4 separate regions of the Homo sapiens genome follow, and all the other regions are linked to region 2. Evidence: read pairs that join two places in POLR2A ChIA-PET (ENCODE). Cell type or tissue: MCF 10A. All regions are shown on one strand. Each heading gives the region's core, and the rest is flanking DNA. Links, peaks and the distances in the headings are about the cores only.

What was found. ChIA-PET counts read pairs that join two places held together with the same protein. Peaks named below come from ENCODE experiments on the same cell type or tissue, not always from the same donor. Only the 100,000 strongest peaks of a DNase experiment are listed, where the experiment ranks them.
Region 1: POLR2A ChIA-PET joins it to region 2 with 6 read pairs; 2 of 35 experiments call an interaction of 5 or more read pairs at or near these places.
Region 3: POLR2A ChIA-PET joins it to region 2 with 6 read pairs; 6 of 35 experiments call an interaction of 5 or more read pairs at or near these places.
Region 4: POLR2A ChIA-PET joins it to region 2 with 7 read pairs; 4 of 35 experiments call an interaction of 5 or more read pairs at or near these places.

The regions. Positions count from the first base shown.
Region 1 is chr6:7,546,787-7,554,355 of GRCh38, forward strand. The region is part of intron 1 of DSP (desmoplakin); the gene reads left to right. Among named protein-coding and RNA genes, the nearest start is that of DSP-AS1, 7.5 kb to the left of the region's middle. In MCF 10A, for the core only: no CTCF peak of the experiment used is centred there; a DNase peak (open chromatin) is centred at 3,775.
Region 2 is chr6:7,257,095-7,264,663 of GRCh38, forward strand. No RefSeq gene overlaps it. Among named protein-coding and RNA genes, the nearest start is that of SSR1, 52 kb to the right of the region's middle. RefSeq lists enhancers at 1,288-1,787, 3,984-4,775, 4,342-4,461, 4,532-4,671, 4,776-5,567 and silencers at 4,012-4,141, 5,265-5,440. In MCF 10A, for the core only: no CTCF peak of the experiment used is centred there; a DNase peak (open chromatin) is centred at 4,277.
Region 3 is chr6:6,691,611-6,699,179 of GRCh38, forward strand. It overlaps LOC101928004 (a long non-coding RNA gene), which reads right to left. Exons shown (of 5, transcript NR_187687.1): 5 at 3,182-5,552. Among named protein-coding and RNA genes, the nearest start is that of LY86-AS1, 73 kb to the left of the region's middle. RefSeq lists an enhancer at 2,613-3,562. In MCF 10A, for the core only: a CTCF peak has its summit at 5,469 (motif pointing right); DNase peaks (open chromatin) are centred at 3,521 and 5,451.
Region 4 is chr6:6,714,888-6,722,456 of GRCh38, forward strand. The region is part of intron 2 of LOC101928004 (a long non-coding RNA gene); the gene reads right to left. LOC101928047 (a long non-coding RNA gene) reads left to right here. Exons shown (of 6, transcript XR_001743949.2): 4 at 2,923-3,041. Among named protein-coding and RNA genes, the nearest start is that of LY86-AS1, 96 kb to the left of the region's middle. In MCF 10A, for the core only: no CTCF peak of the experiment used is centred there; no DNase peak of the experiment used is centred there.

The DNA of each region.
Region 1 (7,569 bases), core at 1,318-6,317, 290 kb after region 2:
GAAAAAAGAAACTCAATTTGATTCTGCATTAAGCCAACTAATTGTTAGTCAGATCTATTTAATGGGACAATACAGCTTTCAACAGTCATTTTTTTCTCTAAATATGGGCATAATTTCATTGTTCAGGTAATGGAAGTGTCTTGGAAAGGGAAAAACTGCTGATGCCCCTGATGCCTCAGTGCTGACTTCTTAGGGTGGAGCAAAGGAGGGCTTGGGTGTGAGACTTGGAGAGTGTGTCTTGACTCTCAGCTAACCAGTCTTTCCAGACCAGGAGGTTCTAGAAGGAGTGGTTTCAGTCTGGAGGCCTTGTTGCTGCAGCTGGGAGCAGTGCCTCACCCCTTGATTTTCTCCATCTCCCTCCCGCTGGGCTGGTCCCAGTGGCCCTGCCGCTTGAAAACGTTCAGATGTGGTTCTGATTTTGAAGTCACGGCCCCACAGATCCTAAGACTCAGACATGAGCTGCTCATTTGAGGTGACATCTTGTAAAATACTAGTGCAGTCCAATAATTTATGGCTCACCACCGACACCTTGGGCTGGAAGGGCTCATGAATGTGAAATCTACATTTCATGAAAATGAAGACAGTTTAGTGAGAAGCTGCAGCAAACAGATCAAAGGTTCTGCTTGGAATTACATTTTGTTTGTTTGTTTGTTTGTTTTGAGATGGGGTGTTGCTCTGTGGCTCAGGCTGGAGTGCAGTGGCATGATCATAGCTCACTGCAGTCTTGACCACTCAGGCTTAAGTGACTCTCCCACCTCAGCCTCTCGAGTAGCTTGGGACCACAGGCGTGCGCCACCATACACAACTAATTAAAATTTTTTTTTTTTTTTTGTAGAGACAAGGTCTCGCTATCTTGCCCAGGCTGGTCTTGAACTCCTGGGCTCAAGTGATCCTCCCACCTTGGCCTTCCAAAGTGCTAGAATTACAGGCAAGAGCCAGTGCACCTGGCCTTTGAATTTTCTTACCCTCAATAAGTTTCTTTCATGCTGCTAAAGTGTATCACTCTCTGTGAATTGTCTCAGTTATTTTTGAGTCTTGTAGGGAACCTGAGGAACTCCTGAAATGCCTCACACTTAATACCCAATCCATTTCTTCCTTTTCCTCTTTCTCTTTTTTTTCTTATCACCCCGCCTCCATTTTGCTGCAGGACATCCTTAAAGTTATGGACTGGGGCAAAGACAAAACACAAAAACGAAATTTCTGCCGGGCGCGGTGGCTCACGCCTGTAATCCAGCACTTTGGGAGGCCGAGGTGGGCGGATCACAAGGTCAGGAGTTCCAGCCCAGCCTAGCCAATATGGTGAAACCCCGTCTCTACTAAAAATACAAAAATTAGCTGGGCGTGGTGGCGGGCTCCTGTAGTCGCAACTGCTCAGGAGGCTGAGGCAGAAGAATCGCTTGAACCCGGGAGGCAGAGGTTGCAGCGAGCTGAGATCATGCCACTGCACTCCAGCCTGGGCAACAGAGCGAGACTCCGTGAAAAAAAAAAAGAAAGAAAGAAATTTCAGAACCATAACAACAGCAGCAGCCTCCGCAAGTAAGAGCTATCACTAAGTGAGGTCTCCGCCTCTGCAGTGCCCCTCTGAGCCTCACCTCAGCCCCAGGAGGGGGGTGTTCTACCTGTCACAGAGGCAGAAGCTCCAGGCACTGCCAGTGGATGTCACTTTAAGTTGCTCAAGGTCACAGGCTGTATAACTGGAAGTGGCTGAGCTGGGCGTGGACTCCAACTGTGCCCTACTTCAAAGTCCTTCTGAAGTTAATGATATGTGATCAGTTTTCCACTATCCCACAAACACAATCTGCCAAACACACAGTGTGAAAATCGAGAAAACCGCCTGGAAAAGAAGCAGAACTTTTATTAGAGTACTGTTTCTGTAGCTGCTGGGCGAAGACAAAATGCAGGATCAAAGGAGGCTGTCTTTCTAAAATCTATAGAGACAAAAAATCCACCATGTTTGCTCACTGCTGGAGTGGGAATGGGGAGGGGAGAGCTGTGCTCTCTGGTTGAGCTTTTGAAATCAGGGTAATGAGATGAGCCATAATACCCTCAGATGGGTCTTTTGTTTGCCTTTGTTTTTCTTCCACTTTACTAAGCCAAACAAACATTCATTAAGTACCTTCTGTGTGCCGAACCTTATTTATGTTGTTAGGTTAAGTGTTTGTAGGAGTCCAAGATGACTAAGACATGGGACTTTGCTCTCCAGGAGCAGGTAGCCAGGTGTGTTTAAACTAATGCAAGAGAGGAGAGGATGCAGAGGTGTGATATGGAAAACTCCTTGCAGAAGGCTGTAACTTTTGAAGTTCTGAACTTTTGAAGGATGGCTAACACAGCATTTCAGCTGATGTATATAGAGAGTGTTTAATGAATTTTTTTTTTTTTTGAGACGGAGTTTTGCTCTTGTTGCCCAGGCTGGAGGGCAATGGCGCGATCTCGGCTCACTGCAACCTCCACCTCCCAGGTTCAAGCGATTCTCCTGCTTCAGCCTCCTGAGTAGCTGGGATTACAGGCATGCGCCACCACGCCAGGCTAATTTTGTATTTTTAGTAGAGACGGGGTTTCTCCATGTTGGTCAGGCTGGTCTGGAACTCCCGACCTCAGGTGATCCTCCCGCCTCAGCCTCCTGAAGTGTTGGGATTACAGGCGTGAGCCACCGTACCCGGCTAGTGAATCTTAGAGGTAAAGTATCATCCTTAAATGAAGTATTAAAAATATATTTTTCTTTTTATGAAAGATCCTTTCAAGAAACTCAAACAAAATAGTATATGTGAAAAATGCTTTGAAAATTATAAAGAGCTAAGCAAATAGGCCTCACGGTCAATATTAAAGCATTATATAACTATCATAATTCCTAACACACATTTCCTGAGTTTTTCCTAGGTAATTATTCTGTGAACCTGAAAACAGAGAGACATATGAGTCTTTCTGGCATATGTACAAGAGCCTGTGTTGACTGAATGAACAAAAGAAGAGGAGAGAGAGGAAGGGAGAGATGGAAAGAGGAAGGAAGGAAAGGAGTCCAGTTAGAGAGAAAATATATAAACAAAAAGAAAGGCAAAGTTAGGGGGCATGGTCCAAGTGTCTAATGAGCAACATAGTTATTATAAAAGTATTTTTATAAAACAAAGAGAGTAACTCTTCATTTAAAAACTTTGTTTTTGCCTATAATGTCCCTCTTTGAAATATTTGTCTTGTTTTTTTGTGTTTTTTCTTTATCTTTTTGAAAGTATGAACTTTTTTTCCTTTATCTTTCTGAATATTTTTATTTTTTTAAGACAAGGTCTTGTTCTTTCGCCCAGGTTGGAGTGCAGTGGTGCAATCTCGGCTCACTGCAGCCTCTGCCTCCCAGGTTCAACCATCTCATCTCAGCCTCCCATCTCAGCCTCCCGAGTAGCTGGGACTTACAGGCGTGTGCCTTCATGCCCAGCTGTTTTGTTTTTGTTTTTTTTTCTGTAGAGATGGGGTTTCGCCATGTTGCCCAGGCTGATCTTAAACTCCTGGGTTCAAGCAATCCGGCGGCCTCTGCCTCCCAAAGTGCTGGGATTACAGGCATGAGCCACGGCACCCAACCTTGTCTTGTATTTTTAAAAATAATATTTTTGGCAACACATGTAAAGCTAATGCCTTAGGACAGCTAGTTTTGGAGTCCTATTTTTAAAGAAAAATGTTTTTTTAAAGGTAGTAAAATAAAACCTTGAAATCTTGGTAATATTGTTCACATATTCATGTGGTCCGTCTTTGGATTAGAATCCAGAACTTGTTTTCTTTTTAACCACCGATGAAGGGCTCTCTATGCAAATATTTGGAATCCTTACTTGTTTAAACAAGTTTTAGGATGAACTTAAAAAAAAAGTATGTGCAGGTAGGTTCTTTGTAATATGACTCATTTATCTCTCAGAAGAGTTAAAAACTTTTAAGGATGAGTTATTTTTTTCAAGGGCACCTATTAATTTTGGTTTGGAAGTCAATATTCTTTTGATAAATTTGACCCAAATGAGTTGTTTTCTTTTTCTTTTTTTTTTTTTAAAAAAGCACATGACATCTGCCATCTTCTGTGCCACTGAAATGGGATTTAAAAATCGAACTTCATGGCTTGTTAATTTAATTCCTAACATGATTTGAAAATCTTTCAACCCCTAACACCCATATGTAGCAGTATTAAAAATTTCTTTGAGGGTAGGGATTTAAAAAAATGTGTATACGCTTGTAAGTACATCATTTTAAAATTATTTCTTTATCCATTATAGAATTTTGCATTTTCCCAAACTGCACTATATGAATTAAATTTAATTCAATTAGCATGAATAAATTTATTTACCATGAACTTAACATAGACATTTGTATTATTTTCAGTAAGGAAGAATGAGTTTGGTCATTTCCTAAAATTGAGTTACAGAATGAATGAGGTGAAGAAATCTTACATACCATTTAGCCCAACAGATGGAGATAGAAATTTCTGAGATTAAAAAAAAATCTAAAATTGTGTAGTCAATAACATATATATATATAATCTGACTTAGAAAGGTTTGAATTACAGCTTTTAAAAAAATGCATGTTTCCTGGCTGGGAGTGGTGCCTCCCATCTGTAATCCCAGCACTTTGGGAGGCCAAGGCGGGTGGATCCCTTGAGGTCAGGAGTTTGAGACCAGGCTGGCCAAAATTTGGTGAAACCCTGTCTCTACTAAAAATACAAAAATTAGCTTTGCGTGGTGGCAGTGTGCCTGTAATCCCAGCTACTTGGGAGGCTGAGGCAGAAGAATCACTTGAACCCAGGATGTGGAGGTTGCAATGAGCTGAGATTGTGCCACTGCACTCCAGCCTGGGCGACAGAGTGAGACTCCTTCTCAAAAAAAAAAAACAGGCATGTTTCCTGAAGCAAGCTCTCCTGGCTCTCGTGCTGAAGAATCCAGTGCTACACATACAGCTGGTGTATGTCTGACATCAGACTGACCCGATGGGTCGAAATCATTTCCGCTGAACTTCCTCCCTGATTAAGTACAGCGAGTTCTGTGTGGATTCTTCATTGGGCTAAGACAAGCAAACTGACCTGGCAAGGTGGATTCCCTATACCTTAGTTGGCCTGAGTCTCCCTCTATCTTGTTTTGATGGACCGAGCCATTCACAAGGTATATACCTAGTTCCTTTTCTCGCCTCGGTCTGTTTCCAAAGGGAATTCTTGGCCACACCTAAGACTGAAGTTGGATTCTTACAGATGAAAGATAGAAGTAGACCTTGTTTTAAGGATCAGACGCGGTCTTGAAAAGTTGTGTATATGATGAAATTTCGTTAATCAGATCACACTTCCCAATAGACAAATAATGATATCAAAGATTCTTTATTTCATTGTTCCAACACTTAAGCTTTTTATTTTTTCAACCCTTCAAAGGATTAGATTTCTGTGCATTCCCCATTCCTATACAGTTGTTAATTTATTTACTAAGATGCTGTGCAAAACATGTAAGTTTTTTAGTGGATATCAGGAACATATGAGACAGGGCGCGGTGGCTCACGCCTGTAATCCTAACACTTTGGGAGGCCGAGGTGGGCAGATCATTTGAGGTCAGGAGTTTGAGACCAGCCTGACCAACATGGTGAAACCCCATCTCTATTAAAAATACAAAAAAAAAAAAATAGCTGGGCGTGGTGGTGCATGCCTGTAGTCCCAGCTACTCCAGAGGCTGAGGCAGGAGAATCACTTGAACCCAGGAAGTGGAGGTTGCAGTGAGCCGAGATCATGCCACTGCACTCCAGCCTGGGTGACAGAGCAAGACTCCATCTCGGAAAAAAAAAAAAAAAAAGAACATATGGAAATGGAAATCCTTTAGAAAAGCACGAAGAATTTATTTGGTATTATTAGCAGCATATAAAGTTACCTGTTGTTTTTTTTTTTTTTTAAGTTCAAATATGGGTAGGCAAGGGAAGGCAGGCAAGGTGTCTTCTCTTTATAGGATGTCAACTGATCTCTAGAGAAATAGGAATGTCTTCTAAAACTAGGGGGAGGGAATTAAAAAACAGAGCAAACCCACCAATGTTTTAAGCCAATGTTTGGTTGCCTTACCTCCTTTATCCTGGATGTAATTCGTTTCTAACTGTGGTATAACTAATCAGTCTAGTTCTTGGGTAAAAAGAAGTTGGCAAGTTTTATATTTTGTGGTCAAATGAATTTGATCTCATAAATTCACTTTTAAAAATGTGTATGTACACTTCGGTGCGTTCATTCACAATTGTGTTTGTCCTCCCTGTCTCTGTTTTTTAATACATTTTAATTCTAGAATAGTTTTAGATTTGCAGAAAAGTTACAAAATAGTACAAAGTTTGTGTATACCCTCACCCAGTTTCCCATGCCTCCATCATTTTATTTTTTTTTAACAGCGGGGTTTTATGCTGTGTTGCCCAGGCTAGTCTTGAACTCCTGAGCTCAAGCAATCCTTTTGCCTTGGCCTCCCAAAGTGCGGGGATTACAGGCGTGCCCCACCCTCATCTTATAGCTCAGTTTGTGATTGTTTTTACAGTGGCACACATTATTAAATCATTTAGGAAACTCTGACTTTCCATTGTGCTAAGAGACAACTCTTTCATTTATCTGCTTGGGACTGGCATTCTTTGTGGGAATCACCTTCGGAGCCAAATTGCTGAACAGAATTTCTTAATGTTTCAGAATAAAGGTATTCCTATGCCCCTTCAATGAAGAAAATAAAGATAATTACACAGGACCTTCCTAATTTTTTAATTCATCCTAGGGTTCTAAGTGAGGTTGCTGGGCTTCTTAATGTTTTCCTTTGTCTCTTGAATTTCTTTCCTCTGTTTGATAACAGGTACGTTTTGGAAGGTGTTCTAAGTCAGTTGGAATTCTGCACAAGTTAGGACAACAAATGTGATCTTGCTTGTATCTCAGCAGTATGAGAAACGGACCTCATTTCCTGTATAATTCGGAGTGGAAGACAGAGACTGGTTGCATTGGTGGTGGGTGGGGGCAGTCTTGGTTTCGAGAGCTGGATGGCTCTGGCACCACCTCCCCTGGGCCTGCCTGGAGGAGCCTGTGTCTTCTTCTGGGAGTAGTTCCCAGGGAGGTCTGGGCTCCTCACCCACATTCATCTAGTCCTGGCTTGTTGGGGAGCCTTGCCTGCAGGGAGGAACCCCAAATGGGTGGCCAAAAAAGAAATGCTTTCCCATGGTGAGACAGTGCAGCCAGGTGCTTCGGGAGAATTCCCACATTACTGTGATCTTATCCCATCTATGCATAATGCAACCATTGTTTGTCAAACATTTTTTTTTAAACAGTGAAATTCTTTCTTTAAAACACACACACACACACACACACACACACACACACACACACACACCCAGTTGGTTAGACAGGCATCAGATAAAAGCAGGCTCAGGCTGGCCCTGGCTGAAGGTAGGAAGAGCCAACTTCTTGTAGCACATCCGTGAGGACTTTTCACAGACATTAAATAATCACTTGGTCTGCTTTAAATCTCTCTGAAACCAAACTACAGTAGGCTGTGCTGTGGCATAATATATCTTGGTAAATTTAAAAGCCAGACTTTGGTTATACCTTGCTTGAAGAGC
Region 2 (7,569 bases), core at 1,200-6,199:
GGGGCCCCACTCTGTCGCCTGGGCTGGAGTGCAATGGCACAATCTCAGCTCACTGCAAACTCCACCTCCTGGGTTCAAGCAGTTCTCGTGCTTCAGCCTCCTGAGTAGCTGGGACTGTAGGCATATGCCACCACAATTGGCTAATTTTTTTTGTATTTTTAGTAGAGACAAGGTTTTACCATGTTGCCCAGGCTGGTCTCGAACTTCTGGCTGCCTCAAGTGATCTGCCCTCTTGGTCTCCCAAAGTGCTGAGATTACAGACATGAGCCACTGTGCCCATCTTGTGTTTGTTTTTGTTTTGTTTTGTTTTTTGTTTTTTAAGAGACACGGTCTCACTCTGTCGCCCAGGGTGGAGTGTAGCGACGCAATCTGAGCTCACTGCAGCCTCAATCTCTCAGGCTCAAGTGATCCTCCTGCCTCAGCTTCTCGAGTAGCTAGGACCAAGGTGCACACCACCACACCCGGCTAATTTTTTTGTATGTTTTGTAGGATGGGGTTTCGCCATGTTGCCCAGGCTGGTCTCAAATTCCTGGGCTCAAGCAATCCTCCCACCGCGGCCTTCCAAGTGTTGGGATTACAGCGTGAGCCACTGTGCCCGGCCAATGGGCTCTCCAAGGCCACATTACCTTAGACATTGGGATACTTACATGCAGGTGTCCACAGGTGCCTGAGATCTCACATCCACCCGACCCTCTCTGCCTCCACACCCAGGCCTCCACCAGGAGCCAAGGGGGCCGCAATCACTAGGCAAGGGCAGGGGGTTGAGTGGCCAAGAGCCCGTCCCAGGGAGGCAGGAGAGAGAGGGAGGCAGGACCACATAGGAGCCAGGGCTCCCGGCAGCCAGTGCACACTCCATTGTCCCATCAGAGTTCACTGACGAATCTCAGTTCAAAGATAGTATCGTAAAGAGTTTCAAGATGGGGCCCTGGGAGCATTGAACTCCAAGCACAGGCCCTCGCAGGGGTCCCACTGCAGGAAGCCGGCCCTGCTGCTGACCCTGCCCACCTCCCTCAGCTCCTTGGTCCTGTCGGGTCTCCCTGCTGACCCCATGGCACTGCTCCACGCTCCTGTCTGTGGGGCCCCCGTCTGTCCCCACCTAGAATTCTGTTTCCATACCAAGGCCTAACCAATGGCCCCTGACCCCGTTCAGTGTTTTGAACCAGCCACTCCTGTTTTTGGCGGCCCTGCCCTCCCATGAATCTCACGCCCACGGCTGCCCTCGGATCTGGACACAGTTGCACTTGTTATCTGGTATCAGCACTAGGGAGGCTCAGTCAAGCCAGCACTAACGGTGGGTTTGGTGTCCTTGGGACTTCTCCACCCAGGGCCTGTGCCAAGGCTGGTCCTCAGTGCTTGGTCAAGAGTGGCTCTGGCGGCTCTGGGGTGGTGGCCTCTGCAGCTCAGTGCCCCTGCCACCCATGCTCACTGGATGGGGGCAACACCCTTCCTCCCAGTTCAGGGTGGATGGGCCCCAGAGCACCACCCAGCCAGCCAAGCCTCCTTGCCCCTGCCCTGCCCTCCGAATGGCCCAGATCATACCTGCTGCCTTTCTTTCCTAGCTCACTGCCTCCACCCAAGTCACCTTCTGTCCTGACTCCCAAGGACTTGGGTCCCACTGGGGAAGTCGGGAGGAAATGGGAAGCCTTCCTGACTGTGAGTGAGGGCAGGAGGGGAGGTGGGGTCAGAGAGGGCACCTGGAGGGTGGCAGGAGAGAGCAGGAGAGCGTGAGAGAGGTGGCAGAGGAGGGGGTGCGAGTAAGAAGAGAACACCATCATTGTTTACCAAACCTGAATTACACCACACCAAGTTGTCCTGTTATTTATTTATTTACTCATTTATGTATTTTAGTGTGTTTAATTGAGGTTAAAAAAAGAAGCAAGAAAAGTGTTTGCAGATTGGCTTTATGGCGGTGAGCTTTGCAATGATCTCTGAAAAAGTCCGGGGAGTCCGGCAGGCAGATGAGAATCTAGGCTTGCTGGCGTATCCAGATGACTCGGAAGGAGGACCCCAGACGGGGAGGGGCAGTGCTGGGAGCAGGAGGCGTCCTGGTCAGGCTGTCCATCCATGTCTACCCAGCAAATATTTGCAGGCCCTGAGCTCAGCAGGGGAGGAAATCTCAGGCAAATGAGACACAGACTCTGCCCTCCAGCCGCTTCGGAGAAAACAGCCGAGAAGGACACTGTTAAATGGAGTGGCAAGCCCAGAGCATCAAGGGCATTTGGAGGTGGGGGGCACTGCTGCTTGGGGACATGTAGACAGAATTTATAGAACGAGGCCCCTGGAAGGATTTCTGCAGGTTGCAGCAGGGTGGAGGAGCGTCGCCGGCCCGGGGCCAGGAAGAAGCTCAGGGCACAGGGAAGCTGGCCACGGGGTGTCCCATCACATCAGAGTGGTGTGGGCTACGGCTGGAAGGGGAGGCAGGCCACTGGCTGACACGCCGCACAGCAGACCGTGAATAGACGCATGAGCGAGTCAGGGAGTCAGGAGAGCTCTGAACACTTGAGTTCATTTCCTGCTGGAGGTGGGAGCCGTTGAAGGTTCTTGAGGGCATCCGTGAATGCACCGGAACTGTGGTCTAGAAACGTCCTAGCAACAGTGTGAGACGGGGAGCCAGCAGAGAAATCATCAAACAGTCTAGGCAGAAGGTAACGAGGGCCAGATGTGGTGGTGTGCACCTGTAATCCCAGCTACTTGGGAGGCTGAGGCAGGAGGATCACTTGACCTCAGGAGTTCGAGACCAACCTGGACAATGTAGCAAGGCCCTTTCAAAGAAAAAAAAAAAAAGGAGTTGGGGAGAGAGAGAAAAGGTAATGAGGGTTTGAAGTGGGCTGGGGAGGAGAGGAGCACTGGAGAGATCGCATTTGGCAGTACTTGATTAACGAAGATTGCAATGGGGGCGCACTCAAGCTTTCAACATTGTCACCGGAAATTGGGGGAGGTGGTGCCATGAAGGATGCCGGGGAAGCCAGGTGGAGAAGTCAGTTTGATGGAACACAGAGATCATGGGTTCCTTCTTGTTGGAGGTGTCTATCAGAGGTCTTCAAGTGACAAAAATTCAACTCAGAGGCTGGGTGCATTGACTTATGCCTATAATCCCAACACTTTGGGAGGCAGAGACAGAGGCAGGACTTGAGTCCAGGAGTTCGAGACTACCCTGGGCAACAAAGTAAGACCCCCATCTCTACTATAAATAAATAAATAAATAACTCAGATCAGCCTCTACAAAAATGAGAATGGGTTAGCCCACATTGACAAAAAGTCCAGAAAGTGACTTTAGTTAGATGCACGTCCACCAAAGCTCATGTTCGAGCCCACCATGTCCCATCTCCTGGTTCTGCTTTCTTCCTCAGGGAGAGCACCTGCCAGGCAGCAGTGTCGCTCAGCTTATGCGCAGCCAGCTTGGGGACTACAGCAGCTCATCCTAACAAGAGACCAGAACTTCAGGCTGGTCTGAGGCATGTGCCCACCTCTGGGTCACACGTCATTCTTGAAGCAGTGGGCAAGTCAAATATCCCCACCCCTCCTGCACAGAAAAGGGGAGGATCCCAAGAAGAGAATGTGGGGGCTGCCTCCAGGAGGAGAAGAAAGACTTGTGGGTCCACTGCAGACATCCAGGTGGAGATGTCTGGAGCCCAGGGGTCGGGTAAGAGCTACAGCCAGGTTGGGGTTATTGTGGGAGGAGCCGTAGGAGTGAATGAGATCAGGAAAGGTGGCCGGGGTAGACCTAGGACCTAGGGACCTAGGAAAGAGACAGACACGCTGGGGAAGAAGCGTCAGAGGACAGAGGGTGAGACGCTTGAAAAGGAAGTGGGCGAGAACAGTGTTGCCTAAAAAGAGGGAGCCCAGTTCCCTGAAGGTGAGGGTGAAGACAGGCCATTGGGCTGAGACGATGGGCAAAGGGCAGGGTGTGGGCAGAGCTGGTTTGGGACCCAGAGCAGTGGAAGGGCAGAGCAGCCCTTGCCGAGACCAAGGGACAGCAGGGCTGAATGACCGCAATGCAGCACCCGCTTCGCTTTGCAAATAAAATGCGGACTGCGCGAGAAAGCCTGGCTTTTAGCGTCCATGCGTGTCCAGGAACAGCGACCAGGGCAAGTGCTTGAGTGCGCCAGGCTGGGCGAGGCAGGGAGGGACTGAGGGCTGGGTCCGGGGGAGAGGAGTGGCCAGGGAGGAGGGGCGACCCAAAGGCCTCCGGTGATGCGCTGACAGAAGGTAAAAACAAGGAACAAAGCAAAACCACACACAGGACGGCAGCGCGGAGTCCGGGCCCTGCCCTCTGCAGCAGCGCAGCCCGGGGACTCTGGGGCTCTCCCTGCTGCCTGTGGAATTTCCAGGCCAGCGCATCTGATTGGCCTGGCCTGGGGCAGTGGGTGGGGATTTGGATGTTTCCAGAGAAGGGAAGATGGCGGTGAGACAGCCGCTCGGCAGCTCCAGAGGGGTCGATCCCGCGACAGGGGAAGGGGGCGTGGGCGTCACATGGCAGCGCTGAGACTTGAGTGCTGGAACAGCCCAGCGAGGAAGGTCCCAAAGACAGCTCTTTTCACCAGAGACAGGCCGTGCGTTTGCGGTGCGGGCTCCACCCGCAGTTCTGCTTCAGGTAGAAAAGGGATGAGGGTGCCGGGCCAGCTTGACCCGGTTTCCGCAGGGGCAGAAGCACTTCTTACCTTCGGCCTGCAGAGCCCCTCAAGCAACAGGGAACCACATTCTCCTGCCCTTGGAAAAAGTTGACCCGCTTCACAGTGAAGCCAGAGAGGCGAGGTGGGGGCGGCGGGGGGATTTGGATGGGACTTCCAGACGCCTTTCTTCTTCCCAGTGCCTACCTAGGGATGGGGACGCTAGGACAGCTGAAGCTGGCACATATCTGATCACTGTTCCTCAAGCACCTCTTTGTCCATGCACCCTCCCTGCCCAACACCTCCAATGGCCTCTGAGGCTTGGAGAATGACATCCAAGCTCTGCTTCCCAAACAGGCCCAAGCCCACCCTCTGCCTCCCAACTCATCCGACCATGACCACCATCTGTCACCCTTTGCAGCCACGCCCTGTGGTGACCACGCCCACAGACGGCCCTGGTGACCTCGCCGACAGATGGGCACGACCTTGAATGGCTCTGCTTTTGATAGTCACGCCCCTTGTAGCCATGTCCTGTGATGGCCACACCCACCAATGAGCATGCCCTCAGGTGACCACTCTCAGACACCCTGGGATCCAGCTGCCCTCACACCCCCGGGGCATGCCTGGGCACACCTGTCCTCTCTTTGGCCCTCCCCTAAAAAGCCCTCCAAATCCTAAATCCTTCTTCCAAATCCTGTTCTGCTGCTTCAGTCTCACCACCTCCTTGAGGCCCCCTGTGACTACCCCAGCTCTCTGGTGTTCACTCGCTTGGTTCCTACGATACATTGGAGCACATTTGCCTTTTTAAAAATAAGCTGAGCTGTCTCCACAGCTAGATTTTCAGATCCCGAAGGATAGGATGGAGGCAATTATTCTTTTTTGTGTACCATCCAAAACTTATCCCAGCACCAAATACCTTTTAGCTATTCAGTCTATGTCTCTTTTTTTTTGAAATGGAGTTTTTGTTCTGTTGCCCGGGCTGGAGTGCAATGGCATGATCTCAGCTCACTGCAACCTCCGCCTCCTGGGTTCAAGCGATTCTCCTGCCTCAGCCTTCCGAGTAGCTGAGATTACAAGCACCCGCCGCCACACCCAGCTAATTTTTTGTAATTTTAGTAGAGATGGGGTTTCACCATGTTGGCCAGGCTGGTCTTGAACTCTTGAGCTCAAGTGATCCACCCGCCTCAGCCTTCCAAAGTGCCGGGATTACAGGCGTGAGCCAACGGGCCCGGCCTGGCTCCCGAGAGCTTTCTAATGTGCAAGGAGGGCTGGGACTGGCTGATCTAAGGGTACCCTGGGAGTGCGATAGTGTGGTCAGCTTATGGGATTTGGAGCCAAACGGCCCCAGTCCAAGCCCTCACCTCACTCTCTGTGTGCGATCCAGCAGCCCTGGGCCTCAGTCATCTTCATCTCCCATATGGGTTTAAAATGCCCACTGCCCAGAACACACAGTGCCTACAGAGCTGCAGATGAGTCGAGCCCCTAAAGCGATAGCCCCCAAGCCTCCCTCAGAACCTAAGGGCTACACTGAGATAGACCCTCAGTCTTCTATACCCAGGGACATGTGGGGACAATGCAACACTCTCAAAAGAGGTGGCTCAAACAATGTCAACCGTAGTCATTTTATAGTGCTGGGAAAAGAATAGCCTTAATTTTACATCTGATTATAGAGGGAAGGATTCATAGTGTCCCTAAATTGACCTGTCTAAATATTTCCACATAATATGCACAATTGTCATCTGCAGGCACAAACGTTTCCTTTTCTTTTCTTCCCTTTTTTTTTTTTTTTTGAGACTGAGTTTCACTCTTGTTGCCCAGGCTGGAGTGCAGTGGCGCCATCTCGGCTCACCACAACCTCCGCCTCCCGGGTTCAAGGGATCTCCTGCCTCAGTCTCCCGAGTAGCTGGGATTACAGGCATGCACCACCACGCCCAGCTTTTTAGTAGAGATGGGGTTTCTCCATGTTGGTCAGGCTGGTCTCAACTCCTGACCTCAGGTGATCCACCTGCCTCAGCCTCCCAAAGTCCTGGGAATACAGGCGTGAGCCACCGCGCTCAGCCAAATGTTTCCTTTTCTTTTTTTCTTCCTTTCTTTTTTCTTTTTCTTTCTTTTTTTTTTTTTTTTTTTTTTTTTTTGAGATGGAGTGTCGTTCTTGTTGCCCAGGCTGGAGTGCAATGGTACAATCTCAGCTTACTGCAACCTCTGCCTCCTGGGTTCAAGTGATTCTCCTGCCTCAGCCTCCCAAGTTGCTGGGATTACAGGCGCCTGCCACTACGCCTGGCTAATTTTGGTTATTTTTAGTAGAGATGGAGTTTCGTCATGTTAGCTAGGCTGGTCTCGAACTCCTGACCTCAGGTGATCCACCAGCCTCGGCCTTCCAAAGTGCTGGGATTACAGGCGTGAGCCACCTTGCCTGGCCCAAACGTTTCCTTTTCTAAGAGGCCGTGGGGTGTCCTGGATCTGGGCAAAAAGGGCACTTCAGGGCGCGGGGCCCCACGAGGCGATGCCCTTGTTGGCCTGTCTTGGTATTGCTGCCCACCTGAGCCGGGGGAGTGGGCCGTAAACTCGCAATATTCCTCCACCCTGCTGCCCACCACAGGAATGCTTGCCTGTGAAAGTCATGGGTCCCCTTTGTGTCCCAGAGTTGTTGAACAAGATCCTGGTATACACCATCATCACACCACATGCCGGGAAGGCCGGAGGATTCTGGGACCGGAGCTCAGGTTTTATTTTTTATTGATACTAGAGAGAGGCTTAGAAGCTTTTCTAATTCTAAGAACCTGCTTAGAATTATACAAACTGAAGGGGATGGGGCTTCAAGTATTTTCAAGAGCTTGGGGGTTGCAGGTGTTACATGTTTGTCTGAAGATGAAGTTAACTAGATCACGAGGTAAGGAAGGGCAGCTTCAACTTCAGATGGTAACTCTTAAGTAGTATGCAAAGCCCTTATCCACATAGA
Region 3 (7,569 bases), core at 964-5,963, 570 kb before region 2:
GGTAGCCCAGACCCCCATGTCACCCACCGCGGCTATACCAGCGCTCCTGCCTCAGCTCATATTTATGGCCATATTGGAGTGCTGACACACTGATCTGGGGTTACTCACTCACATCAGGCACTGGATGAGTACAGTGTCCTGGGCTAAAGTTGATCTATCCCAGACCCTCACCTTCAGCAGCATCAGTGGCCCTCACAGCAGCTCTCCCTCCTCTGTATTCCTACTTAGTGGCAGCTGTGGCCTGCAGCACCCAGAAACAGTGAGGTAGAGGGAATGGCAAGCATCCATTACCCTGTGCTCCATCAATGGCACTGTCACCCCCTCTGTAGGCTCTGTGCCATGTGTCAGGTAGTACCCAGGGCTTGTGAGACATCACTCCAAGTTTCCAACCAGGTATGCTCTTGATTCCAGTGGATGTGATGACGTTGTGCTCTCTCAGGGCTTAGGCTATGCCAGAGGAGGGATGAACATTCCTTGCTGAATGAGATCCCTCTAGCTGTTCCACCCAGGGCCTCTGGCCTGTCCTTTCCTTTGGTGATGGAGTGTAGAAGGCAGGCGTGGAGTTAACACAGAAAGATTTAACTTTCTGTGTTAGGCAGGCATGGAGTTAACCCTCTGAAAACACAGGATGCCAGTCTAAAGAGTGAAGAGAAAATGTGGTTGGAAGATGTGTTCTTCTACCTTTACATCATAAATTTCAGAACAGTGCATTTCATGACCAGAAGATGAATTACTGTTCACATTTTTCTGCATGCTCTGGATAAGATTTGCAATTGTGATCATTGCCAATGGAAGCACAGTAACAGCTTTCAGAGGGTCAGTGGAAGCCAGTATGGAAGATATACGCTGGACAAGGCAGCCTCTTGAGTGATGATGTAACTACCATTAAACACATGGTATCAGGGAACTACAGAGGTATGATCTGTGTTGCTTCAATACAAAAAAGTGAAGAAGAGCCACGGCACTGCCAGTAATAATGACGTTCCATGAGAGATATACAAGTAGCCAGAACTTTTGCCACTAAGAAGAAACTTCACACTGAAAGGACAATAGATAAATATGTAAATGCATCTTGTCTACCTATCACTCTAAATCAATTGATCAGTGTATACATCACCATGCCTCATGAATTTTGTCATAAATTTTTAATCAAATTGTTTATGCAGAGGATTCACGAAAATGAGAGAGATAATCTGCCCTGGATTAATCAATGACATTTACCAAGCTCTAATAAGAACAAGAATTGTGCTAGATACCATGGATACAATAAAGAACAATGCACAAATGGACTAAATGTAACTCACTGTCTAAACTGGTAGCAATGCATATAGACAGACGCAGGGTGTCCTGAGCAGGGACATAGGAAGGGGTGATGGAATGAACACCCAGCGATGGTTCCGTACTGATGTTCCCAGTTGAAGTCATCAAAAAGGTGACCACTCCACAGGAACTCCATTTGAGGGCCTTGTTCAATGGGACTTTTCAGCCATCCTCCCAATCCAAGTATTTTCTTCACCTATTAAACTTGTCTTTGATTAGCTCTCCATTGGTCAGAGATTCTGTGAGATACCTATGAAAAGATGGAAGTGACACTTACATATGCCTATCCCAACAGCCTAGCTGGAAATCACCAAAATGAGGCAAGAGAACAGGGTTTTTAGTGAACCTTTTTCCTGTGTGCCTGTTCTAGTTGAAGAATCTGGGTTTAATAGACCTAGAATTCTTTATAAAAGAATTCTTGCCAGGCCAGGCGTGGTGGCTTACGCCTGTAATCCCAGCACTTCAGGAGGCCAAGGCAGGTGTATCATGAGGTCAAGAGTTTGAGACTAGCCTGACCAACATGATGAAACCCCGTCTCTGCTAAAAATACAAAAATTAGCTGGACGTGGAGGCACATGCTTGTAATCCCAGCTACTCAGGAGGCTGAGGCAGGAGAATCATTTGAACCTGGGAGGCGGAGGTTGCAGTGGGCCGAGATCGCACCATTGCACTCCAGCCTGGGCGACAGAGTGAGACTTTGTCTGAAAAAAATAAAATAAAAAAATAAAGAATTCTTGCAACCACACCTCACAGATCACAGTTCCAGAACTGCTGCAGAAGAAGGTCTTTCTGAAGAAGGTACAAAGGGGAAAGATAAAGGTGCTGGGTTTTATCTCTGGTCCTGGTCAGAATCAACTCAGTCTTTACCAACAGGGATTGTCCCATCTGTCATCCTTGGTTACACAAGCCCCATCAGGCAGAATGGGGGAAGGACTGAGCTCTGGGCCTGGTGAGCACCACTGAGCGCCCCACTGCTACTTCAGGAATCGCCTATCAGGCTGGTGGGTGGGGTAGGAGTGAAAATAATCAGCACCAGTTTTGGAGTCCAGTCTAGAAGTGGCATTTGACCAGACCCCCCCATAGCTCTTGAGGGTCTTTTCTGAGGACCTTTACTGCAGTCTATGCAAAAAACCCACTCATAGTCCTCAGTAACTTCCAGTCCTCCAAAGCCATACAGTGTGGTCATTTTACTCATCCTCTAGGCTTTCTTTAGTTATTCATGCAAAGATAGGCCTGGCCTTGGGTGTCTGTAGCGAGGCCACAAGGCCTTGGATCAGAACAGCAACGTCAGGGAAAACAAAATCCAAGGGGCTGCCCAGTCCAAGGGCAAACTGGGAGTCTAGTCCCCATCTTGTAACCACGATCTCTACCTTGCGATGCTGCAGGGGCACCTCTTCTGCCTTTCACCTAGGCTCCTGGCAAAGGCCTTGCAAAGCATTATTCAGGGCACTGTGTGAGGCCAGAGAAGGAACTGAGGAAGACCACACCCATACACAGAGATGAAGAGTGTGGAGTGACAGGAAGGCGGGGCTTGAGCTGGTGGCAAAACGGGAAAAGTTCCCTTATCCCCGTGGCAGGGCTTGCGATGGAGGTGTGGCTGGCTTCTTCTGTGCCCCGCTGCTCAAACCTGTAGGGGGAGCATGCAGATGGGCAGGTGGTGGGGCTCCAACCCCACAGCAATGTCTAAGGGTGAATGTTTACAGCTCCTGAGGTCCCAATGGGCCTGTGTTACAGGATGCTGTTTCAGTTGAGCCATCCCTAGTCAGCTGTTAGACCTCCTGCCTTATTCCAAGGACAGAGGCTTTCTGTATCCTGAGGTTTCTTGCCTCCGTGCACCAAAAGAATCAGATCACACATGGGCTTGGAGAATGAGTGCAAGGTTTTATTGAGTGGAAGTAGCTCTCAGATGGGGGAGCCAGAAGGGAGACGGAGTGGGGAGGTGGTTTTCCCCTCTGAAGTCGGACCGCTCCGTGGCCAGGCTGTCCTCCAGCTGCACTGAGTGGTTCTGCCTGTCGATGGCCTGCCAGCCTGCCGTGGGCCACTATCAGTCTGCTCTTACACCGGTGTGTTCCTCTTGACGTCCAGAGGCTTGTGTGCGTGCCTGCTAAGCTCTCAGGTTTTTTTACAGGCACAGAATGAGGGTGTGGTAGGCCAGGGTAGTCTTGGGAAATCCAACATTTAAGCACGAAAACAGAAATGCCTGTCCTCACCTAGGTCTGTGGGCACAGGCCCGGGGGTGGAGCCCTAGCCAGGGACCACACCCTTCCCTTCCCAGCACTTCCCCGCCCCCCTTCCGTATCAGTAGCTTGAGGGAGTTACTTCTCAGGGAGATGTTTTGGTTTTTAGGGAGAAGACAAAACCTCCAATTTGAAAAACAAAGCGAGTCCTTTGGTGAGGGAAACACTGGACACACAGAGGGCGGGCTGGAAGGGCAGGTGCTGGGAAGACAGCAAGGAGTGCAGACCCACTGGGGAGGCAGCCTGGGAAGATGTTTATTTTCTGAGAGACGAGGAAAGACTGGGAAACGGAGAAATTTTTAGGGTGGAGGGTGGGAAACTTGGGAAACAGCAGATGGTCTTAATCTTCTGAGAAAGGAGGCAGTGCCAAGCCTGGCTGGGGCGACAGTGGGAGTGTGGGCTGAGGGATGGTGGGGACATCCTCTGCTAGCTGCTGAAGGTCTAGGATGGGCACTGAGGCGAGCCTCAGCGGTGCTCCCCGGGCTTGCCTCCCAGGAGGGACCCTGCAGGAAGGTGTCCAGATGCAGAGCCCCAACTCCTCCCCCAGAGACTTGGATTCAGTAGAACTGGGATAGGGTCCAAAATCTGTATCATTAGGACACTCTCAGAGTATACTTGTCATCAGGCAAAGCCTGGAGAAATAGCAAAAAGAACCGTTAGCCCCAGGGAGAGCCCACTGGAGGCTGGAAACGGGAAGTATTGGGGAATCACTTAGTATCCTTTATCACAGACTCTGCTGCCCAGAACCCTGGGGGAGAAAGCTGACAGGGGAAGGAGTGTGTAGCCACGTGGGATGTACCCAGGAGGGGAAGGTATCTCCAGGAGGGTAGAGTCCATCCAGGAGGGTGAGGTCTAGTTGGGGGGATGGGGTCTACCCAGAGGGGTGAGGTCTGGCTGGAGGGGGGATGGGGACAGTCCAGGAGGGAGAAGTCTAGCTGGGATGATGGGGTCTGTCCAGAGGATCAGGTCTAGCTGGGTAGAAGGGGTCTACCCAGGAGAGTTCTGGTTGGGGAGATGCATCTACCCAAGAGGGTGAGGTCTAGCTGGGGGGATGGGATCTGTCCAGGAGGATGAAGTCTAGCTAGGGGGATGGGGTTTACTCAGGAGGGTGAGTTCTGGTTGGGGAGATGGGTCTACCCAGAGGATGAGGTCTAGCTGGGGGGAGAGGGTCTGTCCAGGAGGGTAAGGTCTCTCCATAGGGTGCTTTGGGAGGTCTGGGGCTTGGGGTTCCTGTGATCACAGCCCAAATATATGACTTGGACCCACACTTGGCAGAGACCAAGGTGAAGACAAGACAGGACTGATGGACTCTGAGGAAAGAGCGTGGCGGGAGCAGGGTCAAGAGCGAGAGGCCAGAGTGCAAGGAAGTGGGAGGGTCTGAGGTGGGATCCCAGAGTGGGAGCTGGGGAGCTGGAGTGCTGGAAATGCTTCTCATGCTGGAGAGGCCAATCCTAGGGCTTGGTTAGACTAAGTGCGTTTAACTGGGGCAGCAGTTTTACACATGTATTTCAGGAGGAGATGATTTTATCATAAACACATTCCACTGATTCATGTGAAATCATTAAAAAAATTAAGGTCAAGGTTTTTTTCTCCTGGCTGCTTTAGGCTACATGCCCAGGACTCCTGTCCCTCTGTGGTGAGGGGATTTGGGTGGAAGAGTTTGAGAAGCTCTGCTGTGGAATCCTCTCCTTTTTAAATAAAGAGGGACACTCCAAGCCTGGCATTGAAAGGCACACCTCTCGGTGGAAGCAGTTGGCCAGGTTTTGATCCCTTAAGGATTGGAACCTTATGAAATTGCCAAGATTGGACCATGTTTGACTTGTGTAAATAGCTTCTTCCTGTGATTCAGTCTGAATTTTAGACTCCAGGTCTCATCGCTGCCTCCACCATGTGGCCTCAAGGGGGCGCCGCTCCGCCTCCTAAATCCCCAAGGACAAAGCCCACTTTCTTGGCTTCTGGAAGCAGCGCGAGGGGTCATTGGTGGAAAGAAGACTGCTGTATTTAAAAAAGGAAGCAAGCAGAGAGGAACATGAATTCAATTAGAACAGTTCCTTGTCCCCTAAAATATGGTCCCCAGACCAGCAGCATCAGCACCCCCTGGGAGTTTGTAGAATTCCTGGACACTAACCCAGATCTGCTGAACCAGAATCCACAGTTTAGCAGGACTGCCCAGGCTCTCCTACGTATGTGCGCATAGCAGAAGCACCAGTCTAGCCAGCCAAGAGTCTGCTTATTTGTCACCTGCCTTTCCAGCCCCAAGCAGTCTGGGCCCCCCTATCACTTCCCCTGGGGACACATTATTAGACCCTCCATTCTTCAAAATCAACATAAGGTGTGGCTCCCACAGGAACATGTTCCTGTCTAAAGAGCCTCCCCTTCTTTCAGAAAGTATATTCGTTATCTTTGCTGTGTAATAAATGACCCTAAAACAGAGGTTTAAAACAATAAACATTTATTTTTGCCATATGCTGTTGGTTAGAAGCAAGTCACTAATCCAGCCCAGGCTTCAAGGGAAAGGGATCACACCAGGGCCTGAATACCAGGAAGCAGGGATCACTGGGGATCATATTCCAGGCAGCCTACTGCAGGGGATAATCTCCACTCTAAGGGGCAGGCCTCAACAGGGCAGCCACATCAGAATACAAGAAAACCTCCAGAGTCATGTGGTAAGGACGACATGCATTCAGCAACAGGATGCTTGAATAAGCCTTTCAACTGTGGCTTGCAGAATGGCCACATTAGTATCAGTTGGGAAACATTTAAAAAATACCAATGCCCAGGCGCTACGCAAGACCAGTTAGATCACAATCTTCAGGGCATGGGTTTTTTCTAATTTTTAAATTCCCCAGATAATTCTATTGCACAACTGAGGTTAAGAACTATGGCTTCAGGCCAGGTGCGGTGGCTCACACCTTTAATCCCAGCACTTTGGGAGGCTGAGGCAGGCAGATCACCTGAGGTAAGGAGTTTGAGACCAGCCTGGCCAACATGGTGAAACCCCATCTCTACTAAAAATGCCAACAAATTTAGCTGGGCATGGTGGCGCGCCTGTAATCCCAGCTACTTGGGAGGCTGAGGCAAGAATCACTTGAACCCGTGAGGCGGAGCTTGCAGTGAGCTAAGACTGTGCCACTGCACTCCAGCCTGGGCAACAGGTTAAGACTCCGTCTCCAAAAAAAAAAAAAAAAAAAAAAAGACACAGAACTATGGCTTCATATGAAAATTTTCAAATGCTACAGTGAAGTAGTGGTAAAGATTACTAGTGCAAAAGATGATGTGAGGCTCAGCAGCTTGGACTTCTGCTGGGGAATCTGTGGATTGGAAAAGTGGGCCTTAAAGAGTGTTGGAACCATCTCGGAGGTGAGCCAATAAGGCTGACAAGAGATTTATGACTTTCTATGATTGCCTATCTTAGCAAAAGTCCCATCAAGTCATGATGCTGGGGAAAATACATCCAAGAGTTAGGAATACAGAAAGAAAGGAAGGTGGTGGGAGGAAGGAAGGAAGGAAACCTATATGAAGCCAATCTGAAAAGGCTTCATGATGTATGATTTCAACTACATGACATTCCGAAGAAGGCAAAGCTATCGAGGCAGTAAAAAGGTCAGTTGTTGCCAGGAGTTTAGAGTGAAAGAAGGGACAAACAGGTGGAGCACAGAGTAGTTTTAGGGCAGTGAGACTACTCTGTATGATCCTGCAGTGGTGGATAATGTCATTATACAGTTGTTCAAGCCCATGGAATGTACACCACACCAAGAGTGAAACCTAATGTGAACTATGGAGTTTGGGTGATGATGATGTGTCAGTACAGGGTTGTTGATTACAACAAAGGTACCATTTGAGTGGGGACATTGCTAATGGTAGAGGCTGTGCATGCATGGGAGCAGGGGGCATATGACATATGCCAAGTTTCCTCCAAATTTCGCTGTGAACCTAAAAGTGTTCTTAAAAAATAGTCTTTTTTAAGAGACAGGGTCTTGCTCTGTTGCCCAGGCTAGAGTTCAATAGCACA
Region 4 (7,569 bases), core at 1,691-6,690, 540 kb before region 2:
CTGTTGTTCTGGATCTCAGTGAGACAGCACCCAGCACACCCAGTGGACTTAGAGAACAGTCTCTTGCTGATAGTCTTTAAAAAAAAAAAAAAAAAAAAAAAAATAGGGACCATGGAGGCAGGCAGGCCAGGCTGCACCCATGGGTCAGAGGACTGGGAATTCCCAGGCGTCACTTGGCCTTTGACATCTGTTCATCTTTACAGGCCAAGATTCCAGCAGTCGGCCCATGATGACACAGACAGGGCTAGGGTAGGAGCCACGCATTAGAGCCACAGGGCTGCTCCTGAACCTCATTCTCCAACAGCTGCAACTCTGTCTCCTTAACACAAGCGGATGACAAAATGAATGCAGCTAGTTTGAATTCTGCTTACTCAACCTCTATGGAGTGAATGAGCAGTGAAACGCATGAGGTGGGCAACAATGAGCAACAGGCCCAGATAAAACACAAACGGAGTGAATATGCGGTGGCCTATGCTTTGCCAACCAGCAAGCATAACCACTTTATGCCACGGGTATGGAGTCTGTTTGGGATGGGCTGAAGGCTTCCTGATCCCTTCAGAAATGTGCAAAGGACCCCTCTCTCTGTGGTGAATGGACAGGCTCCAGGAGATCCCAAAGCTCACAGATTCCAGAAGTGAGGTCTAAAGTTCCCCTGGGGCGCAAGACACAAAATAAATTTATTATAGGGACCCCCCCAGGACCAGGCCCCATGGCTGGGGTGGAAGGCTTCCAGGGAGCTATCAGTACACTTCCATCCTGGAGTCAAGCCATTCACAAACAAATGCAGGAATGCAGAAGGGGGCTGGAGGTGAGAACAGAAAGGAGGCAGGCCAAGGGTCGGGGAAGAGCAACAGTGAAATAACGAGGTGATTTATACAATTTATTGTATATTTCAAGGTGGCTAGAAGAGAAGAATTGCAATGTTCCCAACAGAAAGGAAAGAAATGTTTGAGATGATGGATATCCCAATTATCCTGATTGACCATTGCATATTGTATAGAGGCATCAAAATACCATGTATACCTCCAAAATATGTACAACTGTTACATATCAATAAAATTTTAAAAATATAACTTTAGGCCGGGCACGGTGGCTCACACCTGTAATCCCAGCACTTTGGGAGGCCGAGGCGGGCGGATCACGAGGTCAGGAGATCGAGACCATCCCGGCTAAAACGGTGAAACCCCGTCTCTACTAAAAATACAAAAAATTAGCCGGGCGTAGTGGCGGGCGCCTGTAGTCCCAGCTACTTGGGAGGCTGAGGCAGGAGAATGGCGTGAACCCGGGAGGCGGAGCTTGCAGTGAGCCGAGATCCCGCCACTGCACTCCAGCCTGGGCGACAGAGCGAGACTCCGTCTCAAAAAAAAAAAAAAAAAATATATATATATATATATATATAACTTTAAAAAAGAACTTTGTGATTTAACACTGAAACGAAGACAGACTAGTTTATATCTGTTATGTAAAATTCATTCACTCATTCTGCAAGTTTCTTCAAAAATTTCAAGTTCCATATCTACATACCTACCGTAGAGGAAAAGGGCTCCTAGGGAGACCAAGAAAACACAGTTGGTCACTGTATTCTAAGCTGTGACTTCTAGTCACTGCAACGTACTTTTCATTGACTGATGAGAATAAACATTCAAATGGACATTCAGAAAACTGTTCCTGCCGGGTACAGTGGCTCACGCCTGTAATCCCAGCACTTTGGGAGGCCAAGGAGGGCAGATCACTTGAGGTCAGGAGTTTGAGACCAGCCTGACCAACATGATGAAACCCCATCTCTACTTAAATACAAAAATTAGCTGGGCATGGTGGCAGCAGGCATCTGTAATCCCAGCTACTTGGGAGGCTGAGGCAGCAGAATCACTTGAATCCAGGAGGTGGAAGCTGCAGTGAGCCGAGATCACGCCACTGCACTCCAGCCTGGGAGATAGAGTGAGACTCCCTCTCAAACAATATTAAAATTAAAATTAAGAAAACTGTTCCTGGTCCTCTTGTTGTCGCGTTAAGAAACCCAGTCTCATCAGAAGATGCTCCCCCTCTGAACCCCATGCTTCGAAGGCCCTCCTTCAGAGCTGGCCGAGTATCAGCTCTGGAATTCTTGCTGGGTTCAGCGTTTCCTTTGTCTCTTGGGCCAGTCTTCAGGTTCCGACAAGTGGGTGAATTTTCCCTAAATTTTCATGTAACACAAAAGGAACTTCTGTGCTAAAGAACTTTGTGGGGGGTGTGGTTTCTTGCTTGTGGCTTGGGTCCTGTCACTTATGTCCCTCTGCTGAGCTGTGCTAGAGGAAGGATTGAGAACCCCTGCTACAGTCACAAGCCTGGAGGAGACGTGGGTGAGCAGAGGTGCCCCGGGGCCCCACTCAGGACACCTGAGTGCCAACACCAGACCTGCTACCCTGGGCTCTTGTGCCTCATTCCCATCACTGTGGGGAAATACAAAAGGGCAAGGGGTAGGGGCACAGCTTGGTCTAGGATCAGGATTTCTCAAACTCAGAACTACTGATATCTTCGGACAGAAGATTCTTTGTTGCAGGGATTGTCCTGTGCATTGTAGGATGTTTAGCAACATCTGTGGCCTCTACTCTCCTACAGTTATGAGAATCAAAAATGCCTACAGACATTGCTACATGTCCCCCAAATGGGGCACCCAGCCCCCAGTTGAGACTCCTGGTATAGACCTACGCTGTGTAATCCAGAAGCCACATGTAGTCATTAAGCATGTGACTAGTCCAAATTGAGATGTGCTTTAAGTATAAATGTACACTGGATTTCAAACATTAAAGAACAAAAGAATGTAAAGTAACCATGAATATTAATATATTACATTTCGTTTTATATCATTTGTTATAATACTATTTTTTCATACATCAAGTAGATTAAAATGTATTAATTTATTTCTTTTTTTTTTTTTTTAAGCTTTTGATAATGTGGCTACTTAAAACAACTGAAATAACACATGTGGTCCCATTGTGGCCACATTAGATTTCTACTGGCCAGCGTGGGACTAGACTCAGGCTAAGGTCCTCCCAACTCAGGTAAGTCCCAATTCTGTGAGTTACTACTGCAGGAATAAGAAATCATTTTCCAGCACTATCTGCAGATAGCTGAGGCGTAACAGAGTGTGGACACAGAATCCCATCAGAACATTTCCCAAGTGTTTGAAACTCTCTCTTCCATAGTAAACTAAGCAAAACCTGCAGCATCAGCGTTTAGAGGCTACACCCTACTCCATCCCACAGAGGAAGCAGCCCCAACTGTCAACATCCTGTTCTGGCAAGCCCAGGGATGCAATAGGCCCTGGAAAACCCCATGCAGAGGCCCGGGGAAGCCAGTCTCACTGTGGAAACTTTCCACTCCTAGCTACCCATAAGTAAGAGAGCCTGGGACCTGTACTTCTCTAGCCAGGAGAGCCAGCTTCTCATGGGAACTGGTGGAGTGCTTCATGATTTACTATCTTTCCACACACATCACCCTTTCTTCATTCCTGCAACTGTCATGCAGCTGTGAACTAAGATGTCTCCATTTTATATGTGGCCAGTAGAAATTTTGCTCCAGAAACTCAATCACAAGAAATATTCATTTCTTTTTTTTTCTTTGAGAAAGTTTTGCTCTTGTTGCCCTGGCTGCAGTGCAATGGCATGATCTCAGCTCACTGCAACCTCCACCTCCCAGGTTCAAGCGATTCTCCTCCCTCAGCCTCCCCAGTAGCTGGGATTACAGGCACCCGCCACCATGCCTGGCTAATTTTTGTATTTTTAATAGAGACGGGGTTTCACCACGTTGGCCAGGCTGGTCTCGAACTCCTAAACTCACCCGATCTGCCCGCCTTGGCCTCCCAAAGTGCTGGGATTATTGCCAGTGGGCCACTGGCCCCCTGTGCCTGGCCCATTTCTTCATATTGATTGAATTAAATGAATTCTAAGCCCAGATGCCACTAGAGTGGTCAGAAATTCAACCTCAGCCCTTTCTCCACTGTCCTGTCTCATCCCAGCTCCTAAAGTTGTTCCAAAGGCAAAGGTCCATGACTGTGAGCAAAGGAGAACATGCATGGTGGCTTCTCTGGTTTTCCTCCCTGGTCATCCTTACTAGATCATTGTCTTGGCCCACCTGGTACCTTAAAGAGATCTGTGTGCTGCTCACAGGATGCACCACCCCTTTCCGAGGCTTGGCCACCTCTGGGAGCTGTGACTGACAATCCAGGACTCGAGTTCCTAGCGACCCCCCTGAATTCCCAACCCGACTCTCCCCTAGCCACGGAAAGCAACCTGTCTTGTCTCTGCTGGGCAGCTAGCTCTCCTTGAAAACCAAACCAAACCAAACCAAAAGCACCAGCCCTCAATGGCCTTGTCCTCTCACCCCCCCATCCTTAGGCACGAGCTAGCGTGATCTCCTGTATGACTTTAAGCTTTCAAAATAAAATCCATGAGGGAAAATCTGCTTAAGTCCTACATCACAAACCTCCTAAGCAAGATGAGGAGCTCGAAGGCTGGGCAGCTTTCTGGGAATGGAGGCATGAAAGACCACAACAGACGAGACAACTTAAGATCTCTGTAAATGATGCTTTTTTCACCAATGGAGACACCAGGGCTCTGCAAGGTCAAATGACCTGCTCAAGATTACGTTCTGTTAAGAGTCAGAGGAGGGACTGAAACCCAGGACCCCTGACTCCACCTAAACATATCATGAGCAGCTCCTATTCCATGCTCCATCCTGAAATCACCAAAGAGCATAGAAAGAATTCTGTCCGCTCCGCTCCACTGTAAGCTGATGGCTTAGGGAGATTCCCAAGGCCCTTCATTTCTAGTCCTAGAAGCTCCTTCCTCAGAGGAAATGCTCTGTTCCCCACAACCATGTTAGGGGCACACTTCTCTGACCCCCTGGAACATAGCTGGACCTTGCTGGAACATTTCAACAAGACCTTGTTAAAGAGGTGATATTGACACATTACTAAACTAGATATTGATTTACAAGAAATGTTTTTCACAACATCTACAAAAATGTTAAAAAAAAAAAAAAAAAGTATTCAGAGAAACCCACAGGAGCTTCAGAGGTTCTGCAGAGAGGTAATTCCAACTGCACTGATTTCCACTGCATGGTTTTGGATGGAGGAGTTCATTGGAAAAGCCAGTTTAGAGGTGGTGTGAAATGTAGGGTGATCTTAACAGATGGAGTGCTTCTCAGCCAGGATAACTAAAGGGCTGATCGAAGTACTCTATCATAAAATTATAAAAGGAGCCCTAAAATTAAAAAGCATCCTGGCCATACTAGTAGGCCCAATTGGAGGACTCTGCAGGAATTGTCACATGGAATGTGGAGTTTATTAGAGCACCAGAAACAGAGCTGAGGCTTGATGTCCCCACAGGAGACGAGAATCACAGGACCTGATGTAACGTCTAGAAAATGCGTTTAGCAAAGGTTTCTGTTGAACTTTAAAAAAGAAATGTTCTACTCTACTCAATAAGCTTACCACATGCTGCACGGCTAATGACAGAACTGGAAGGATCTACCTATAAAAAAAGCATGGCTTAATAAGACATGGGAATATAAAGCACACACACAAACAAAAATCAAGTAATTATAACTCCTTAGAACACTAGGATGCTTGTTGCAAATGACAAAGTTTGAGTTTCACAGACACGAAGTTGAACCAAAAATCCAGACACAAGAGTACACACTCAATGATTCCATGAATATAAAGTTAAAAACCAACAAGACCAGCTGTGAGTAACCAGTATAGCAGTTCTTCAAACAATTAAAAATGGAATCGTCATATAATCCAGCAATTCCACTTCCGGGTACATTCCCAAAAGAATTTAAAGCAGGGCCTCAAAGACATCTTTATACATCCGTGTGCAAAACGGCATTATGTACAATAGCTGAAGGATGGAGGCAACTCAAGCGTCCATCAACAACAGATAGATGAGTAAACAAAATGTGTTGTATCCACACAATGAAATACATTCAGCCTTAAAAAAGAAGGAGATTCTGATATACGCTGCAGCATGGATGAACCTTGTGAACATCAAGCTCAGTGAAACAAGCCAGACACACAAGGATGAATGCTTTATGATTCCACTTGCATGAAGTACATAGAGGAGTACTGTCCATAGAGACAGAAGGTAGAAGAATGGTTGCCAAAGGCTGGGAGCAGGGGAAATGGGGAGTTGTTTAAGGTATATGGAGTTTCAGTTTTGCAAAATAAAGAATTCTGGAGGCAGATGGTGTTGATGGTGGCACAACAATGAATATGTTGAAATGTCACTGAACTGTATATTTAAAAATGGTTAAGATAGTAAATTTTATGTTGTATTTTACCACAATTAGTTTCTTTTAACCAAAGGGAGGAAATACAGGCAAACTAAGCTATGGAAAGGATGAGGGCTGGTCCTGGAGAAGTGGTCAAGGTGTGTACCCGGGAGCTGGTCGTGTTCTATAGTTTAATGGGAGTGCTGGTTATGTAAGCCTTTTGAGTTTTTGAACTTTTATCAACCAAATATTTAGAATTTTGCCAGTTTTCTCTATGAGTGTTGTGGTTTAATTAAAAGTCTTAGTTTATAGGAACAAAAAAATACCTATACAAGAAAGGTCATAAGGATGAAAGAATCTAAATTCTAGAGTGATATACTACACTACTAACTTCTGCTCATATTTTGTCCCATAATAGCTTCTGGAGCTCCCAAGTTTAAAAGCAACTTTTTATTGCCACTTTGGTTAATGGGCAAGAACCACCACCCCAAGAGTCTATTTTTGTTTTTAAGAAACTTTCTCCTAGGAGTCCCTCCCACAAGGCTGCTCAGCACAGTCCAGGCTCAGTCAAGCACTTCGAGTACAAAACAACTTGAGTGCGTGGAGATCTCACTGTGTGAGCTTTGTAGGGATTAGGTAAATCACAGGTGCACCCTTACCTGAACCAGCCAGCAGCTTATTCATTAATCAAGTGCTTAACAAGCTGTTGCTCCAAGTTCCCCTCTCAGCCTGGCAGACTGGTGTCTTTGGACTGATTCCCAGTTTGGGGCCCCCTCAGCTCCCCTTTTCCACTCTGCCAAAACTTCTCCCTGCAGGTCCTGTCCTATTCTCTTCTCTGCTATATTCCCCATGCAGAGTTGGCCTCTTGGGTTTCTCCTATGTTTCTCCAGCTTTCTGACTCCTGCCCAGAGGCTGCTCTTAAGACTCAGGTTGTGATCTGAACCAGTTTCTCCACAAGGAGTCCCAGGTCTGTCCTCTCTGAACCATTGTCTTTCTTTGCAAAGCTTTTCTACTTGGATCCTATATCCCCTTCCCGCACCTGCCCATGGTCCAAATGCGGCACAGAACTCACCAAAACCAGCTCTACATGTCATTCCCATCTGCTCAAGCCTTAATACTGACTTCTTCCAATAGAATAAGCCCTGCATCCAAACAATCTAATGCTCACATTTTCATTTTACCAGGGAGGAAACAGGCTTGGAGAAGTAACTTGCCTGTGAGCCTATAAAAGTGGCAAAGCTGGCCGGGTGTGGTGGCTCACGCTTGTAATCTCAGTACTTTGAGAGGCCAGGGTGGGAGGATTGCTTGAGCCCGGGA